Linked DNA regions of Homo sapiens: region 1 is linked to region 2. Evidence: chromatin loops called from intact Hi-C (ENCODE). Cell type or tissue: IMR-90. All regions are shown on one strand. Each heading gives the region's core, and the rest is flanking DNA. Links, peaks and the distances in the headings are about the cores only.

Region 1 (8,392 bases), core at 1-8,000, 240 kb before region 2:
GGGAGAACCAGTAGAGCATTGTTGCAGAAGTGGCGAGAAGGAGGTGGTCACTAGTGCCTCAGGCTTCTAAGAGTAGGAGCCAACATGGCCTGAAAAGATATATTTTACCCATTTGTGGGGCTGCTGGGCCCTCAGTGGGAAGGTCCTAAGGAGAGGTGGACGCAGAAGTCAAACTGAGCCAGACTCAGGAGCAAGCAAGTGGGAAGAATGTGACCAAGTAGTGTCTGACCATGTTAGACAAACTTATTAGGGAAAGGACCAGAGCTGGATGATACTTGTCAGTTATTACATGGAAAAGGGAGACTAGTTAGGTATTCTTAGCCTGGAAAAGGAGAGGATAAACTGGGGAAGCGCCTTTCCCCAACAGTTACTGTGTGCCTATCATATGCCAGGCAGAAACTGCTAGGAGCTTATAATGGCAAACAGTCCCTACCCCTTCAGTCCAGTGGGGAAAACGACAGTAAACATGTAAATGAATGAGGAAGCAAAAGTACTGTTGGCCGCGCGCGGTGGCTCACACCTGTAATCTCAGCACTTTGGGAGGCCGAGGTGGGCAAATCATTCGAGGTCAGTTCGAGACCAGCCTGGCCAACATGGTGAAACCCCATCTCTACTAAAAATACAAAAATTATCTGGGTTTGGTGGCAGGTGCCTGTAATCCCAGCTACTCGGGAGGCTGAGGCAGGAGAATCTCTTGAACCTGGGAGGCGGAGGTTGCAGTGAGCTAAGATCATGCCATTGCACTCCAGCCTGGGTGACAGAATGAGACTCTGTCCCCCCAACCCCCAAAAAACAAAAGTACTGTGGATGACAACGCATGCACTAAGAGAGTTAACAGGCAGATGTGGTAGAGAGGACTGAGGGGAGGCCTGAGGAGGTGGTGTTTCTACTGAGACCTGAAAAATGAGATGGAGCTAGCCATGGGAAGAACCAGGAGAAGGGCATTCCAGGCAGGAGATGCAAAGATCCTTAAGCAGAAAGGACTGGCCGTGTTTGAGGAACAGGGAGGGGAGAACGGCTGGCAGGCAGAAGTCAAGAGTACTTGTGAGGCCTTGTAGTGCAATGGGAAGGCCACCAAAGCTTTTAAAGCTGGGGATGAACAGGATAAAATGAACTTTAAAAAGTCACACTGGCTGCCTTGAAGAGACAGGAATTACAGTGAGACAAGACCAGTAGAAGACCTACTTCCACTGGAAGGCTCCTGCATGAGTCCAGGTGACAGGTGACATCACTTGGTCTAGGGTGGTGTCAGGGATCTAGAAAATACTCTAATTCCTCATGGAATGCTATGGAGGATGGAGTTGGGAATGGTGAGGTTTTGCAACCTAGAAGGAGCATGGTACGTGGTGAGGTGGGGGCTGGATATACCAGCGGGGAAGTATGGAGGGTCTAAGGCCTGAGCTGGCCCTGTATTCTGCTATGGGCATCGCTAGGTCTGAGCAGAGCTCTTTCCTCCATCTAGCTCATCATCCATGGTAGCTTTGCCCTGATCCAGCTGCCCCGTTTCCACATCTTCTTCCTGGTCCCAGCAATCATCTATGGGGGCGACAAGCTGGTGAGCCTGAGCCGGAAGAAGGTGGAGATCAGCGTGGTGAAGGCGGAGCTGCTGCCCTCAGGTACCAGCCTGGCAGGAGATCAGCTTGGTGACACTGAGGGAGCTGACCGGGCAGAGGCAGAGTCTAGACCGCACAGTCTCCTGGTCGGGCCCAGTGGAGCTGGCAGGTGCCTTGGGTGGCAGGGACAAAGGAGCTGGTAGGGGCAAGGCGCAGTGGCTCACGCCTGTAATCCCAGCACTTTGGGAGGCCAAGGCAAGTGGATCATGAGGTCAAGAGATCGAGACCATCCTGGCCAACATGGTGAAACCCTGTCTCTACCACAAAAAAAAAATACAAAAATTAGCTGGGTGTGGTGGCATGCACCTGTAGTCCCAGCTACTCAGGAGGCTGAGGCAGGAGAATCGGTTGAACCTGGTAGGCAGAGGTTGCAGTGAGCTGAGATCGTGCCACTGCACTCCAGCCTGGCAACAGAGTGAGACTGTGTCAAAAAAAAAAAAAAAAAAAAAAAAAGGAAGGAGGGAGGGAGGGAGGGAGGAAGGAAGGAAGGAAAGGAAAGGAGGGCTGTTTGCCAGGGGACCTGAGCCTCTCTCATCGCAGAGAGCAGAGAAGCTCAGGCCAGGCTGCCCCTTGCCTGGCTGACCCTCAGCCCCAGTGCTGCCTGGGCCCCCACAGGGTGAGCTTCTGATGGGGGAGGCCTCCTTTGTCATATTCCAGAAGCAGAGCTGAGGCTGTGGGTGGGGAGCTCTCTGGAGGCCACATTGTTGCTGGGTTCAGGGCAGCAGCTTCTCACCCACCATCCCTCCCCAGGAGTGACCCACCTGCGGTTCCAGCGGCCCCAGGGCTTTGAGTACAAGTCAGGGCAGTGGGTGCGGATCGCTTGCCTGGCTCTGGGGACCACCGAGTACCACCCCTTCACACTGACCTCTGCGCCCCATGAGGACACGCTTAGCCTGCACATCCGGGCAGCAGGGCCCTGGACCACTCGCCTCAGGGAGATCTACTCAGCCCCGACGGGTGACAGATGTGCCAGATACCCAAAGGTACCAGACCCTGGCCAGACATGCCACATGCGCCCATATCCCCTTTGAAGGCTTTGGCCCGGCAGCACTAGACTCCCCGCTCTGTGCCTCCCCTCTCTGCATCTAGAGACTGGTTGTTCCAGATAATGCCACAAATCCTCCTCTTCCCCTCACTCCATATACGTATCTACCTTTCCTTTTCTCTCATTTCTGGCTTCCGATCTATGGTGGTGGCCAAGCTTAACTGAAACCCACGCCCCTCCCTACAGCTGTACCTTGATGGACCATTTGGAGAGGGCCACCAGGAGTGGCATAAGTTTGAGGTGTCAGTGTTAGTGGGAGGGGGCATTGGGGTCACCCCTTTTGCCTCCATCCTCAAAGACCTGGTCTTCAAGTCATCCGTCAGCTGCCAAGTGTTCTGTAAGAAGGTGAGTACTGCCCCCACTTCCCACCAACCCATGGCCCCTTCTTCCTTGTCATGGTACCCATCTGTGCCTTTCTCCTCTGCCTTTGTTCTTGGCTTCCCTGAACTGGGCAGGGGCAAGTTGGTTTGAAACCTGGGGTTGGGTGGTGAGTGGGGTGGTATCAGGATATCCCTAGACCCTTTAGGACAGAACTGGTTTGCGGATGCCTCCAGAATCCTGCCTGGTTTACAAAGACTCTTTCCCTCAGTTAGGGGTGCTCCACATAGGATTTGCTTCTGGGAGTTCCTCCAGGCAAGGTTGGAGGGGGTAAAGAAACCCATTCCTTCTTACAAAGGAGCCCAGCACTTGGAGCCTTATTGGGCTGGGAGAGGGAAGGGCATGTTGGGTGGAGCACAAGTGAAACTGGCTCAGCTCTCAAGAGGAACAGGAGGAGTGGTGGCAAGGCAGGGCTGGTGGGCCAGGTTGGCCCCAGGAACACAGCTCAAACCCTCAGGCCCTCACACGGGTCCTTTCACACCAGCCTGGACCTGGTGGCAGGCCCCTGCTCGTTTCTCTGGGCCTGGCAGGTGAGTCAGGGGTGCTGGAATGCAGTGGGCAGAGGCCCAGCCCATGTGCTGTCAGCATTCAGAGGGTGACAGCTCCCCTCCTGTCCTCTGCCCTCTGCTTCTTAACTATACAGCCCCGCTTTCCTCCCTCGGAAGCTGCAGAGGGCTCCCCGCAGGGCAGCTTCCACCCGCTGGTATCTCTTTGAGCCCATTCCCATCTGCTCAGGCAGCTGCTGGGTCTCCCTGAGGCTGCTCTGTGAAATGCCCTTTAGCCACTAGGTGCCTGGCAGCCTGACCAGGGACCACTGGAGGGAGCTGTAGGACAGGCTGAGCATGAAAGCTGCTTCCCACCCCACAGACCATCAGCTCCCAATCACCAAGGGATCTTTCCCATGGCCCTGGGGTCTCTCACTTCCACCTCTCTATGCCCTGGGCCAACTCCATCTCTGGCCTCAGAGCCTGGCCCCGTGGCCCATACACTCCATCTCCCCAGGCTGTCTAGGGAAGGGCACAAGCTAGCTGTGGTCAGAAGAGTTCTATCAGTATGGACACCCCTGGGGTTTAGGGAGACTGAGCTGAGATGGGTCCTGAACTCCAGCCCTGTGTCCCCAGATCTACTTCATCTGGGTGACGCGGACCCAGCGTCAGTTTGAGTGGCTGGCTGACATCATCCGAGAGGTGGAGGAGAATGACCACCAGGACCTGGTGTCTGTGCACATCTACATCACCCAGCTGGCTGAGAAGTTCGACCTCAGGACCACTATGCTGGTATGTCAGGGCCCACCAGGAGGGTATGCGGGCCACTGTCTGAGCTAGGAATTGACCCTAGCTGTGCCTGGCTGAACTTTGTTCCACCCTTCCCTACCATAGTACATCTGTGAGCGGCACTTCCAGAAGGTTCTGAACCGGAGTCTATTCACAGGCCTGCGCTCCATCACCCACTTTGGCCGTCCCCCCTTTGAGCCCTTCTTCAACTCCCTGCAGGAGGTCCACCCCCAGGTCAGTCCAACCCATAACCAGGTTCTCTTCCTCTTTATCATTTGGGGTCTGAGCAAAGCTCCCAAACCTTCCCCATCGAGGAAGAAATCGACTGCTGATGAGAACCCATCCCCTGGGAGATTGGTGGGGTAATGGAATGGAAAGGATAGGTGGGTGTCACCCTTAGGTGCTAAAGGAGGAGGCAGGCAATAGGGACTTGCCATCTCTGAAGCCAAGATGTATTGTCCAGAAGGAAGAGCTCAATCATTGAGCTAGTCCTCGCCAAAAACTCGGGGCTACCCTCACCACTACCCTCACCAATACTGAGTCAGTCCTCACCCTGGACACTGAGGGAACCTTTACCATGAGCACTGGGCTAGTCACTACTCACAAATACTGGTCTAGCCCTCCATGAGACCCTGAGCTGTTCTTCAACTTGAACACTGATTAACCCAACCTCTATTAGAAATGTTGATCTAGCACTTAGCAAAATTCCACTAGACCTATAAACACTGAGCCAGCCCTCACCATGCATAGTACAAAGCAAACCATCAGGAGCACTGCTGGCTTTTTTTTTTTTTTTAATTTAAAGAAAGGGTATTGCTCTGTTGCCCAGGCTGTAATGCAGTGATGCAATACCAGTTTACTGTAACCTCCAACTCCTGGGCACAAGCAATCCTCCTGCCTCAGCCTCCCAAGTAGCTGGGACTACAGGAGTGCACCACTATGCCTGGCTAATTAAAAATAAAAAAATTAGAGTCAGGGATGTTGCTATGTTGCCCAGGCTGGTCTTGAACTAGGGAGCTACCCCTTCCTCTGAACACTGCGTTATCCCTGCCTCTGAGCAAAGAGTTAGCCTCCACTTATTCCTCCTGCAACAGGTCCGGAAGATCGGGGTGTTTAGCTGTGGCCCCCCTGGCATGACCAAGAATGTGGAAAAGGCCTGTCAGCTCATCAACAGGCAGGACCGGACTCACTTCTCCCACCATTATGAGAACTTCTAGGCCCCTGCCCGGGGGTTCTGCCCACTGCCCAGTTGAGCAGAGGTTTGAGCCCACACCTCACCTCTGTTCTTCCTATTTCTGGCTGCCTCAGCCTTCTCTGATTTCCCACCTCCCAACCTTGTTCCAGGTGGCCATAGTCAGTCACCATGTGTGGGCTCAGGGACCCCCAGGACCAGGATGTGTCTCAGCCTGGAGAAATGGTGGGGGGGCAGTGTCTAGGGACTAGAGTGAGAAGTAGGGGAGCTACTGATTTGGGGCAAAGTGAAACCTCTGCTTCCAGACTTCAGAAACAAATCTCAGAAGACAAGCTGACCTGACAAGTACTATGTGTGTGCATGTCTGTATGTGTGTTGGGGCGGTGAGTGTAAGGATGCAGTGGGAGCATGGATGCTGGCATCTTAGAACCCTCCCTACTCCCATACCTCCTCCTCTTCTGGGCTCCCCACTGTCAGACGGGCTGGCAAATGCCTTGCAGGAGGTAGAGGCTGGACCCATGGCAAGCCATTTACAGAAACCCACTCGGCACCCCAGTCTAACACCACAACTAATTTCACCCAAGGTTTTAAGCACGTTCTTTCATCAGACCCTGGCCCAATACCTATGTATGCAATGCTCCTCAGCCCTCTTCTCCCTGCTCCAGTAGTCTCCCTTCCAAATAAATCACTTTTCTGCCTTCAGGGTTTCTTTATTCTGCCCTAGGACCGGAAGGGGCATGGGGAGAGGAAGCCACTAACCCAGCCAGCTCACCAGGCTGGCCCAGACATCTCTCAAGCTGCCCAGTGTCCTGAGTAAAGGAGCTGGCCCAAGGCAAAGTGCCCCAGCTAGCAATCCCTTCCCCGGCCCAGGGGTGCCCTTCCTGACAGAGGGCCTGTCAGCCACTAGTGTGAGGCCTGGTGAGCCTGCTCAGGAGGGGCAGAAACAGAGGGTGTGGAAGCTTCTGGAGGAGGTTGGCTGGGGAAGAGAACGGGGTCGGGGGCAGACTCAGCTGGAGTCTATAGGGAGCCAGAGCCGCCTGGCTTGTTACCAGGACCTCAGTCACTCCCAGCCCTTCTCTGAGCAAAGGGAGAGTTGGGCACCTGTGCCTACATGGCTCTTCCAGGCAGTGAGATGATAGCAGGAGACAAATGAACACATCACCCAACCTCTCTGGGCCTGTTTTCTCATCTGCAAAATGGCTGGATGCTCTCCAAGTCGACTTAAAGACAGGACAACCCTCTGAGGGAATTTCTCTGAGTGCGCCCCTTTTTTTTTTTGAGACAGAGTTTCGCTCTTGTTGCCTACGCTGGAGTGCAATGGCACGATCTTGGCTCACCGCAACCTGTCTCCCGGGTTCAAGCGATTTCTCCTGCCTCAGCCTCCCGAGTAGCTGGGATTACAGGCACGCACCACCACGCCCGGCTAATTTTGTATTTTTAGTAGAGACGGTATTTCTCCATGTTGGTTAGGCTGGTCTCGAACTCCCGACCTGAGGTGATCTGCCCGCCTCGGCCTCCCAAAGTGCTGGGATTACAGGCGTGAGCCACCGCGCCCGGCAAGAGAGTGCCCAATTTTAAGTGATCCTTCCTATTGCTTCCACAAAACGCCTGCATACCACATATCCTCAATTTCGAGAAAATAGCCACTGGTTTAGAAACTCTCAAGTACTGTGATTCACAGCACACTTTGGAGGTTGCACGTTTAGGTTCTGGAAGAGGCCCTCAGACGGCCCTTTGGCTCAGCGGTCCCCCGAAGGTGCCTGTCCAGCATGTCGAGGGGTCCTGACCAGCCTGCCCGCGGGGTGGGGCGGGCCTGGGGCAGCCTGAGAGCCGCTCCGCCTGGCGACCCAGTGGGCCTCCCCGGGCCCGCCCAGAGGCCTGGGCGGGTTCCAGCGGTGGGCGCCGGTCGGGGTGCGGCCTAGGCCGCGGGCCGGTGGTTAGGGGCTCGCAGGCCGGCCACGCCCGAGGGTCTGCCCGGGACAAACCCTTCCGTTAGGGCGCGAGGGAGGCGCTGCAGGCCCTCAGTTCCTCGGCCAAGGAGACAAGCGCGGCCCCCGCGGCCCGTCCCGCCAGCCTTCCCGCCTCCGCCGGCGCGCGGCTTCCGCGTGGCAGGCCGCCCCGCTCCCCGGCCTGGCGCGCTGCCTCTTTGTCTCTCCGCGCCTCCCCTCCTCCCAGACAAATGGCTGTTGGCAGGAAATTGGACGCGCTCGGGGGAAGCCGCGCGCCGCGGGGAGGGGGCGCCGCGCGGCCAGCGGGCCTCGGGTGCCCCCAGCCGGGGCGGGGGCGGCGGGGATGTTTTGACATCTCGTCAAAGAAAGGAACTTGATGCTTCGAAAGTGCTTTTCACAGCCGGGCTGTGTCTGCTCCAGAGCTGATTTATACGCAGAATCTGCGCTCGCTTCTCCGCTCCCTCCCCCGTCAGCCCGGGGACGGCGCCGGAGGCGCGGGCGCGGCTGTGCCCGGCAGGATCGGGTTTATTTATTGCCTCTGGCCCGGAGCCGGGGCGGCCTGGGGACTGCACAGTTCCCTCTGCCCGAGCCCCTCCCCTTCTCTCCCCACCCCCCAAAGCCGGCTGCTTCCCAGGGGCCTGTCTTCCCCAAACCTCTTACCAGACTCTGGGCGGAGCCCTCCGACGGTCTGGGGTGGAAGTCGGGGACGGAGGCAGAGAGGTGGTAAGGCGCCCCAAGGGGCCGAATTCTGCACTACCTCGCACGGACCCAGTGGGGAGAGGGTGGTGGTGGTGGAGGTCACCACCTCTGCCCTAAGGTCGGAAAGGAGCCGGAGCTGCCAGTCTGAAACTCCCTACCATCCCAGTAGCTCTGGAACCCCCTTCCTCCAGGGGCTATCCTTTCTCTCCAGGGATTCCTCTTTCCCCAGCTCCAGACAACCC
Region 2 (9,881 bases), core at 924-8,923:
GTCTGATTTTAGTGTCTTAGAAAGAAGAAATCAAGACTTCATCCCATTTTTTGGATGGGGTGTAGCAAAGCACTAGAGGAAACTTTGATGAAATGGATACCTGAGAATTAATATGAATAAGCCATTTGCAGACAATCTCTATCCTATCTGTAGGCTGGCCTTGTTTCTGGCTCAGTCCCCAAGACCAGGTCATATTTAATATTAGGTCAACTACTAGACAAGTCTGAGTGTTCTAAAGATCTAAGAGTTATTATAGCAGGCTAAAATTCTCAACTCTAATATACCTTAGGTATAAAACCCAAACCAATTTTTTTTAGATTTTTCAAGCTCATTCTCCTAGATTCAAATAAAAACTAAGTGGATTTCTAGTATTTGAGGAAACAGACAGATTTAACTATTAAACACCTAGCATTTTGCTCAACGCTGGGATGGGGAACAAAAATTATAAAAGATTAGAAAAAAGAGGTACAAATTCCCAAATCACTTAAAGATCTCACTGGAAAAATAATACAAAGTCACTTTAAACAATTGTCTAGCAATGCAAACAGAATGCAACTAGATGCATAAATGTATGGACAGTGCTACAGGACCTCAGATTAAGACAAGAACAATTTGAACTAAAGATGTGAAATACATCTTCCTGGAGGGAAGTTAAATTTGCATTAAGGATTTATAAATGAATGTCCTGGAGTAAAGCATTTACTTGGAGGAGAGAATACCATTAACTCTGCCCTGTCCACCATTGTACTATAGTGCTCTGGATGTCATTCCCTCCCATTTACCGCACATTTCCTGGTACAGAATGAATAAAAAAAAAATGGCATTCAAGCTTTCCACGACTAAGTCCCATTTTACCAATCCAGCCTTGCTGCTACTCATTCATTCATTCAACATATCTTGATTTTACACTTAAATCCTTTAGGTACTGTGGTAAGTACAGAGCACCTGGAGAAGAGCAAGACTCATTTTCTGTCCTTAAAGGGTTTAGAAAGACAAGGATACCACAACTAAAACATAATACGATAACTGCTCTAAGAGGTACGCACAGGGTATCAAGGAAACTCAGAGCAGGAATACTTATCTTGGAGGAGGGAAAGCGATCGAGGAAAGTTGATAAACTTGCCTTGAAGTTGCTATGAATAAACCATTTCTGGACAGTATCTTCCTTGTTCCTGGAGCCTGGTCTTCTCTCTGGCTCAGTCCCCAAGATCTGATCTTACACAATACTGGGTCAATGCTTAGACAAGTTTGAAAGCTCTATAATTCATTTAGATAAACTAAATTGTCAGATTTAATATAACTCAGATATAGTCCTCAAACCAGTCAAAGTATAAGAGATTTTTCTTGGCTGGTTTAATATAGTTACAATTTAGGGAGAGATTGGAGGGATGGTGTTTAATTAGGACATTTTCGCAATGATCCAATAAAAGTAACAAAAATTCCTATTGATGGTAGAAATAGAAAAGAGTAGATGAATGTTTAGATAAGCTGGCAGCACACAGTTTCCAAAGGTATGGTATAGTCAGTCTTAAGATACAGTATTTGGGCTGGGCACAGTGGCTCACACCTGTAATCCCAATACTTTGGGAAGCTGAGGTGGGCGGGTCATGAGGTCAGGAGATCGAGACCATCCTGGCCAACATGGAGAAACCCCGTTCCTACTAAAAATACAAAAATTAGCCGGGCGTGGCAGCATTGTGCCTGTAATCCCAGCTACTCGGGAGGCTGAGGCAGGAGAATCACTTGAACCCAGGAGGCAGAGGTTGTAGTGAGCTGAGATCACGCCACTGCACTCCAGCCTGGGCAACAGGGTGAGACTCCGTCTCAAAAAAAAAAAAAAAAAAAAAAAGCCATAAGTATGGTAAAGATAATACTGACCTTCTGTTAATTTCTTAAACACAAAAAGCATATTCCAATCTCAGGGCATTGGCACAGGCTTTTCCCTCTTCCCTTTCCTCTTCCAATTCTTCTGCTTGGTTTCTACTTATCCTTCACGTCTCAGCTGGAATGTCACTTCCTCAGAGACCTTCTCTCCTTTCCTGTTGTGAAGTAAGAAATATATATATGGTCTCTGCCTCTAGTCTCTGGCCTAGAGCTCCCAACACCCTTGTAATTTCCTGAGTTACAGGGGTGCTAGGAGAATCTTTGGTTCTAATGTTTGGTCTTCACTCTCGTTCCTGACATGGAGCTCTTAAATCCCGTGGACTTTCCTGAGTGATAGGAGCAGTCTTTTGTTCTACCAAGGCAATTCTTGCCCGGCTCCTAGATGAGGGCTGGTCACCGGAAAGCCCAACCATGATCATAAACTTGGAGCTTTCAGCCCCTACCTCCATTCTCCAGAGAGGGACGGAGGCTGGAAATTGAGTTAATAATTGATCATGCCTACGTGATGAAGGCCCCATAAAAATCCCTTAACTATGGGGTTCAGAGAGCTTCCAGGTTGGCAAACACACATCCATGTGCCTGGAATGTGGTACATACCAACTCCATGGGGACAGAAGCTCCTGTACTCAGGACCCTTCCAGATCTCACCCTTTGTATCCCCTGGCTGTTCATCTGTATCCTTATTACATCCTTTATTAATAAGCCAGTAAATGTAAGTAATGTGTTTTCCTGAGTTCCATGAGCCATCCTAGTAAATTAATAGAACCTAAGAAGGGGGTCATGGGAAGCCCAATTTACAGACCGTCCCTGGTCAGAAGCACAAGTCACAATCTGGAACTTGTGATTGGCATCTGAAGGTGGGGGGCAGTCTTGAGGGACTGGGCCCTGAACCTGTGGAGTCTGATGCTATCTCCAGGTAGATAGTCTCAGCATTGAATTGAATTAGAGGACACCCAGGTGGTATCTGTGGGAGAATTTGCTTGATATGTGGGGAACTCCCCAACCAACACCTGGTGTCAGAAGTGCTGTGTTGAGTGGCTGAGTGGTGTATGAGAGTAGGAAAAACAATTTGTTTTGTTTTTCCTATCCTTAATACCTGTTTAAAGTAGCCCTTTTCCGTTTATTTCTTTCAAAGCAATTTTCATCACCTTTAATTATCAGATTTATTCACTTGTTTACTTCTTCAATGTTTGACTTCCCAGTAGACTATAAGCTTCATGAAGGCAAGGATTACAGTGTTTTTATTGTTGTTGTTTGCCACCAAATACTCAGCCTCTGGTATAGTAACTAGCAAGAAGTAGATGTTCAATAAATATTTGTTTTAATAAATATATAATTATTATGTTTGTTGAAAAGTGTGAACCAACATCATAGGGAAAAATTACCTTAACATTAACTTCTAAAAAATGATGAATCAAGCAATTTCCTGAAAATGTGCAAGAACAGACTTTCAGAATGATGTTCTATGAACTGTAGTCTGCAGGTCATTTGAAATCCAGCAAATATTTTCATCCTCCTTCTTCTGATTCTATAACTTATTCTATATCTAGAATTACTCTAAAGACTAATTCTAACCTGGATACAAGATAAAAAGTAAAGATGGAAGATTCTAAAGAACAATTTTAACAATGTCCCATTTAGGGGGATTTTCATTACATACTTTATGAACACAGGTTCGGCATATTAGCTATCCGTGGAAATAAGTCACTTACTACATCTACATGAGCATGTTGAGATGAAAGTGTTTGCAAATCATGCTTTTTCAAGGGTGGCTAAACAAATCTCTATTCATCTATTACAACTCATAGTCATTGCTAATGTTCAAATATATTAGGGTTGAACATAACACAAAAATGGAAATGCTGGAAAGATTAACATTATTTAATCTACAGATGACTCATGCTACTGGTTTAACCATTTTCTTTAGATTTTTTTCATATACAGGAATATATTTTTATATACATATATAATATGCTGAAGGGACAAAAATATTGCATGATCATTATCCTAAAGAAACAGATTCCAATTATTTCTTTTGAATTATAGACTTACAGTTAATTAAGAATTTTTATAGTTAATTAAAAATTAGACAGATTGTAACCTTGAATGTAACAAAGGACATAAAGAGAAACCATTTGTCACATGTACCTTTTCGGGAAAATCTCACAAAAGATTTTGTTTGGCAAAGCTATTTGAAACAATTTAAAGCTAGAAATGTTTCTAGGCTATAGCAAGATGAATTCCATCGGTTTGGATTTTGACCTACCACTAAATTTTGGATTTAGGAACAGTCTCATTTTTATACTTAACACAAAAATTAAATTTTAACTTAGAAACTGAGTTTTACACAGCTTGAGGCTTGTGAAAAATTATGTGAAAATAAGTCAGTTACTGCTAGGGTCTCAGTGTTTGTGTCCTCCACAAAATTCATTTGTTGAAATTTTAACCCTTGAGATGATGGTAGTAGGAGTCAGGGCCTTTTGGGAGGTGATTAGGTCACGAGAGTGGAGCCCTCATGAATGGGATTAGTGTGCTTATAAAAGAAACATGAGGGAGCTAGCTAGTCCCTTCCACCATGTGCAGGTACAATGAGCTGTCTCTAGACAGGGGGCCCTTACCAGTCATGGAATCTGCCAGTGCCTTGTCTTTGACTTCCCAGCCTCCAGAACTGTAAAAAATAAATTGCTGTCATTTATAAGCTACCTCGTTCGTAGTATTTTGTTACAGCAGCCTGAACAGACTAAGCCAGATAATATATAGAGACAACAGATGGCTTCATACACCTAGGTGTGAATCCTGGGAAAATTGAGTGGAAACCACAGTTGAGAACACCAACGTCCTAACAATCCTGTAGCCTTCAGGCTTAGTTGGTTCTGGACTCCCTCTAGTGGTTCAATTCTAGTGCTTTAATTGATGTTCTTCAATTCATAGAATTAACAAATTTCTGGTCAGATTAAAAACAACTAAGCAAAAGAGCCACACAACTCCCATTAGAATGGTTTACCACAAGGAGGCCAGGTGCAGTGGCTCATGCCTGTAATCTCAGCACTTTGGGAGGCTGAGGCAGGTGGATCACTTGAGGCCTGGAGTTCGAGACCAGCCTGGCCAACAGGGTAAAACCCTATCTCTACTAAAAATCCAAAAGTTAGCCAGGCGTGGTGGTAGGCACCTGTAATCCCAGCTACTTGGGAGCCTGAGGCAGGAGAATTGCTTGAACTTGGGAAACAGATGTTGCAGTGAGCTGAGATCCTGCCATTGCACTCAAGACTGGGTGACAGAGCAAGACTGTCTAAAAAATAAATAAAATTTTAAAAATAAAAAGAATGGTTTATCACAAGGAGATTATGTCATTGAATGGCATGATAAATATGGATGTTCAGATGGCTGAAATCATAGTGTTGCAAATGGTTAGACCTAAAGGGACAGAATGGATTTTACTGGATGATTGGGAAAGACATTTATAGTTTTGCTCAGAGTGAGTGGATAAGAGCTGAAGGCCCAGTAACAGAATTCCTTGTTGCTTTTGTTTGCAACCTATGGTAAAGACTGGATCTTTTAGAGAAAGAGTGAAGTGAAATAATATTTCCTGTGCATATGGATTCTATAAGGTCAGAGGGTTCTTGTTTGACCTTGTATAAAATCAACCTCTTAGACCAACCAAAAGCAACATGTAGTTTCCTTCTCATCATATTCCTAATAGCATAGTTTGTGCCTCTGTTTTAAACCAATTCAGAAAATTTTGAGGCCGATTTAACTTTATTGGCTCCCTGTTTTGGCTTTGGTTATTCCACTCCATTAAACCTTTACTTCTTGGCCATTTCTGCACTGTAAATATAAGTAAATCTACTAACTCTTTTACATGAGATCCCTTTACATATTTAAGACAGTTATCCTGTCCTCAGTAAGTCTTCTTTCCCTCTCCCAGATCCTTAAAGCTTCTTGGAGCTGAATAGAAGGAACTCGATGAGGTACAGGCTTCTGATAAAATAACTTGATAGGCATGTAATTCACACCTTTAGGGGTCGGTAAAAACGATGGCTTTTTTTTTATTTCAAAAAATGCAAAGCTGTTATTTAAAAGTCCCCAAACCAAAAAGAACTGAAGCCAATGGGATTAAGAGGAAAAAAGAAAACAGGAAGTAATGGGTGACTTATCCATTTCAAGACCTCCTCCTGCTATTTTCTGATTCCTAAATTGTTCCAGAATCGATTTAAGCAGACAAGTACAGCTGAGACCAGGTAAGTTACTGTCAAGTCAAGAAGTCTGTCATGTCTGCCATGAAGTTTGGACAGAATGAGATCAGGAACTGGCATGGGTCTTAAGATCCCAGATCTGACAGTACTTCCCATTGATAAGATATTACTACACAGTCTGTAATTGATTATTTGCATAGATAGAAAAAAAAAACTTCCCAGCAACTTAAGCACTCTAAAATATCAGTTTTGTCAACTCACAAATTTGGGTTGCAGTGAAAGTGGGGAAAATAGAGGTAGGAAGATGTAAGTCAAATAAAAACAAGGTATATCTTCTTGTCTTTGAGTATCTGTAGTTCTTTTTTAACGGCAATTAAGAGGGATAGAAAATGTATTCCAGCTGATAAAAAGGAATTCCCTGTGCGAAAGGGAAAGGCAGAAAGCAGCTGGAAAAAAAAAATAGCAGGCAGTTGTCTTAATAACGTAGATAGGTATCGCCTCTAATACAGGACTTAGTACTGTTGTGCCCCAATTAGACAGTAAGCATTGATCGCATGAACTTTAGTGATTAACTTGTTGCCAAAGAATATTCAAAAGAATATCAGAAATCAGAACAAATGTACTGTTGGTGTGCTACAAATCCATCAGGTAGCCTAGTTTTCCTTCTTTCCTCTCTACAAGGGATTTTAAGCGCTACCGTGTGCTTCCCTCCCACTATGCTGGTACTTTCCCATAGGAAGGGTTGTGCCTGGACCTCCCAGATTGGAACCCCGATTACCGAAGGTCCCAAGGCTGTATTCTCAGTTACGCCAAGTCACCTGAGACATTTGCACCAGAGCACCCAAAATTCTGTGCCCATGCGGATAGTTAGAGTTTCTTCACAAAATAGCAAAGTCTCTAGGTTGCTATTCCAACGGCGGTAGTACTGATGCTCCAGTTCGAAGGCCAGGAAAACAGAATGTAAAGCCGGTGACTTCCAAGATATATGTAACCACCAAAGTACATGCTTAATGACCTAGTGAAGTGAGCTTAAGCCGCCTCCCAGACACCTGTAACGAAGACCATCTCGGGAAAGCTCTGGGTTAGGCAACTCGATTTCACGAAAGCGGACACCAACGCTCTACCCAGAGGCCCGAGCGTCGTCTAACGTTTCCATTGGCCCTTTCGGCCTTCACTCAGCTGCTAGCAACGCAGTCTGCCCTAGCGCATGCGCGCAATCTGCTTCCGGCCTGCGAGCTCGGTGTTCCGCTTTTTGTGGGCCGGGTGGGTTTCCTAATCTGGTTTCGTCTGCCTGGTTCATCTGTGTGCGATGGCTCCGGACTCGGATCCCTTCCCTGAAGGGCCGCTCTTAAAGCTGCTACCCTTAGACGCTAGAGACCGGGGCACCCAGCGCTGCCGCCTGGGCCCGGCCGCCCTCCACGCCCTGGGCGCGCGCTTGGGCTCGGCAGTGAAGATCTCGCTACCCGACGGCGGCTCCTGCCTCTGCACTGCCTGGCCTCGGCGGGACGGAGCGGACGGCTTTGTGCAGCTGGACCCGCTGTGCGCGAGCCCCGGGGCGGCGGTCGGGGCGTCGAGATCCCGGAGGAGTCTCAGCCTGAATCGCCTCCTCCTAGTGCCCTGTCCGCCCCTGCGGCGCGTCGCCGTGTGGCCGGTGTTGCGAGAGCGGGCAGGCGCGCCCGGTGCCCGGAATACAGCCGCGGTGCTGGAGGCGGCACAGGAGCTGCTGAGAAACCGACCGATCTCCCTGGGCCACGTGGTGGTCGCTCCGCCAGGCGCTCCTGGCCTGGTGGCTGCCTTGCACATCGTCGGCGGGACGCCCAGTCCCGATCCCGCTGGGCTGGTCACCCCTCGTACCCGCGTCAGCCTTGGCGGGGAGCCTCCGTCGGAAGCCCAGCCGCAGCCCGAGGTGCCCCTGGGAGGTCTTTCGGAGGCGGCCGACTCGCTGCGGGAGCTCCTCCGCCTCCCGCTCCGCTACCCGCGCGCCCTGACCGCGCTGGGCTTAGCGGTGCCTCGCGGGGTGCTCCTGGCGGGGCCCCCCGGAGTGGGCAAGACCCAGCTGGTGCGGGCCGTGGCGCGCGAGGCGGGCGCGGAGCTGCTGGCAGTCAGCGCCCCGGCGCTGCAGGGTTCCCGGCCTGGGGAGACCGAGGAGAACGTGCGGCGGGTCTTCCAGCGCGCCCGGGAACTGGCCAGCCGCGGACCCAGCCTCCTCTTCCTGGACGAGATGGACGCCTTGTGTCCCCAGCGGGGCAGTCGAGCACCCGAGAGCCGCGTAGTGGCCCAGGTGTTGACGCTGCTGGACGGCGCCAGTGGGGACCGCGAGGTCGTGGTTGTGGGAGCCACTAACCGGCCGGACGCTCTAGACCCAGCGCTGCGTAGGCCCGGGAGATTTGACCGAGAGGTGAATGGGCTTGGCGGGTTTGCCCACTGTCGGTGGAACCTCGGCCGCTTCTGGCGCCATTTGGCTGCCCCGGAGGCGTTTGCCTCTTAGGTTTGAGCATCGGTGAGGTTGGAGTTGGGGCTCTTTGCAATGCAGAGAACACGTTCTCTGCCGATATATGATCTGTGAGTCAGGACCTGTATTTCCCCAGAGTCAAATTGTCAGGACCTGTGAGTCAGGATCTGAGAGTCAGGACCTGTTTCCCCAGAGTCTAATTGTTTTGGGAAGCGAGGTGTCCATTACAGATTAATTTTGTTGTGCAGGTCCTATAATCAGTAATGTTAATTCTTAAGAGAATTTTGGTCACCTACAAGCGTGTTAAACTCATTTTTTGGAATGAGAATTTAAAGAAGGATAGCCTCAAGAAGTAAGTGTGTTGAAATAAAAAGGGAGAAGGTGGGGAAGAACTAAATGGAAGCAGGCATTAACTCTTCTGGATTTATTCATTCCTTGTCATAACACCAGCATCCTATTCCACAATTGAGGAGGTACCCACAACTGCTCCCTGAGTTGTCAGGGAGGTTGAATATTCAGAGCTGTCCTATTTTAAGCTTTGGTCCTAAATTGACTTGAATTCTAAAGAACAGTTTGAAATTTAGTGACTGATATTTCTATTTTGTGATAGGATTCAAAAGAGAAATGATAATTACACACTTTTAGCTCAGTTAGTTCAGGACTTGAGTGGATTTCTTCCTTGCACTATCTAGTACCTGTGTCCTTAAGGGCAGGGACCTAGCTATCTATACCTGGCTTCTAGAACTTTGTGTGTTCTTAAAAATAACAAAAACTTGTTAAATGACATAGAATTTTCATTGTGCAACTTTCTAGCCAGTGTTACTCCTCTGGAATATTAGGATTTTCGTATATTCAGAATCTAAAGTATACGTAAAGTGCACGGTACTAGTTCCAAAGTGGTTCACTAAATTGTCGTACATGTTTGTCAGGATAAAAAACATATTATTATTTTGGCCGGGCGCGGTGGCTCACGCCTGCAATCTCAATACTTTGGGAGGCTGAGGTGGGTGGATCACCTGAGGTCAGGAGTTCGAGACCAGCCTGGCCAAGATGGTGAAACCCCGTCTCTGCTAAAAATACAAAAAATAAGCCGGGCATGGTGGCACATGCCTGTAGTTCTAGCTACTCTGGAGGCTGAGGCACCAGAATCACTTGAACCAGGAGGTGGAGGTTGCAGTGAGCTGAGATGGTGCCCGCTGCACTCCAGACTGGGCAGCAGAGTGAAACTGTGTCTCAAAAAAAAAAAAAAAAGAAAAAAAAAATATATATATGTATACACACACATATATAAAATTTTTTTGGAAGTAATTCTTTTTTAATTGATCTATTTTTATTGATACATAATTGTGCAT

The links. Hi-C counts contacts between places; a loop is a spot of excess contacts. Peaks named below come from ENCODE experiments on the same cell type or tissue, not always from the same donor. Only the 100,000 strongest peaks of a DNase experiment are listed, where the experiment ranks them.
Region 1: it touches region 2 in a loop (15-fold over the local background); 79 of 110 quality-filtered maps call a loop at or near these places.

Annotation. Positions count from the first base shown.
Region 1 is chr15:45,159,375-45,167,766 of GRCh38, forward strand. DUOX1 (dual oxidase 1) reads left to right here. Exons shown (of 34, transcript NM_175940.3): 29 at 1,463-1,616; 30 at 2,364-2,596; 31 at 2,845-3,003; 32 at 4,158-4,313; 33 at 4,416-4,544; 34 at 5,405-6,200. The coding sequence ends at 5,527. It overlaps SHF (Src homology 2 domain containing F), which reads right to left. Exons shown (of 7, transcript NM_001394037.1): 7 at 7,840-8,392. Among named protein-coding and RNA genes, the nearest start is that of SHF, 24 kb to the right of the region's middle. RefSeq lists a silencer at 7,258-8,057 and enhancers at 8,258-8,347, 8,339-8,392. In IMR-90, for the core only: CTCF peaks have their summits at 3,848 (motif pointing right) and 7,577; DNase peaks (open chromatin) are centred at 3,857 and 7,637; H3K4me3 peaks cover 902 bases; H3K27ac peaks cover 1,004 bases.
Region 2 is chr15:45,395,044-45,404,924 of GRCh38, forward strand. It overlaps AFG2B (AAA ATPase AFG2B), which reads left to right and starts at 7,293. Exons shown (of 8, transcript NM_024063.3): 1 at 7,293-8,475. The coding sequence starts at 7,387. It also overlaps a transcript of GATM not described here. RefSeq lists enhancers at 6,746-6,795, 6,806-6,875, 7,266-7,425 and silencers at 7,506-7,585, 7,976-8,125. In IMR-90, for the core only: a CTCF peak has its summit at 4,769 (motif pointing left); DNase peaks (open chromatin) are centred at 4,768, 7,258 and 8,668; H3K4me3 peaks cover 2,414 bases; H3K27ac peaks cover 1,332 bases; H3K27me3 peaks cover 693 bases.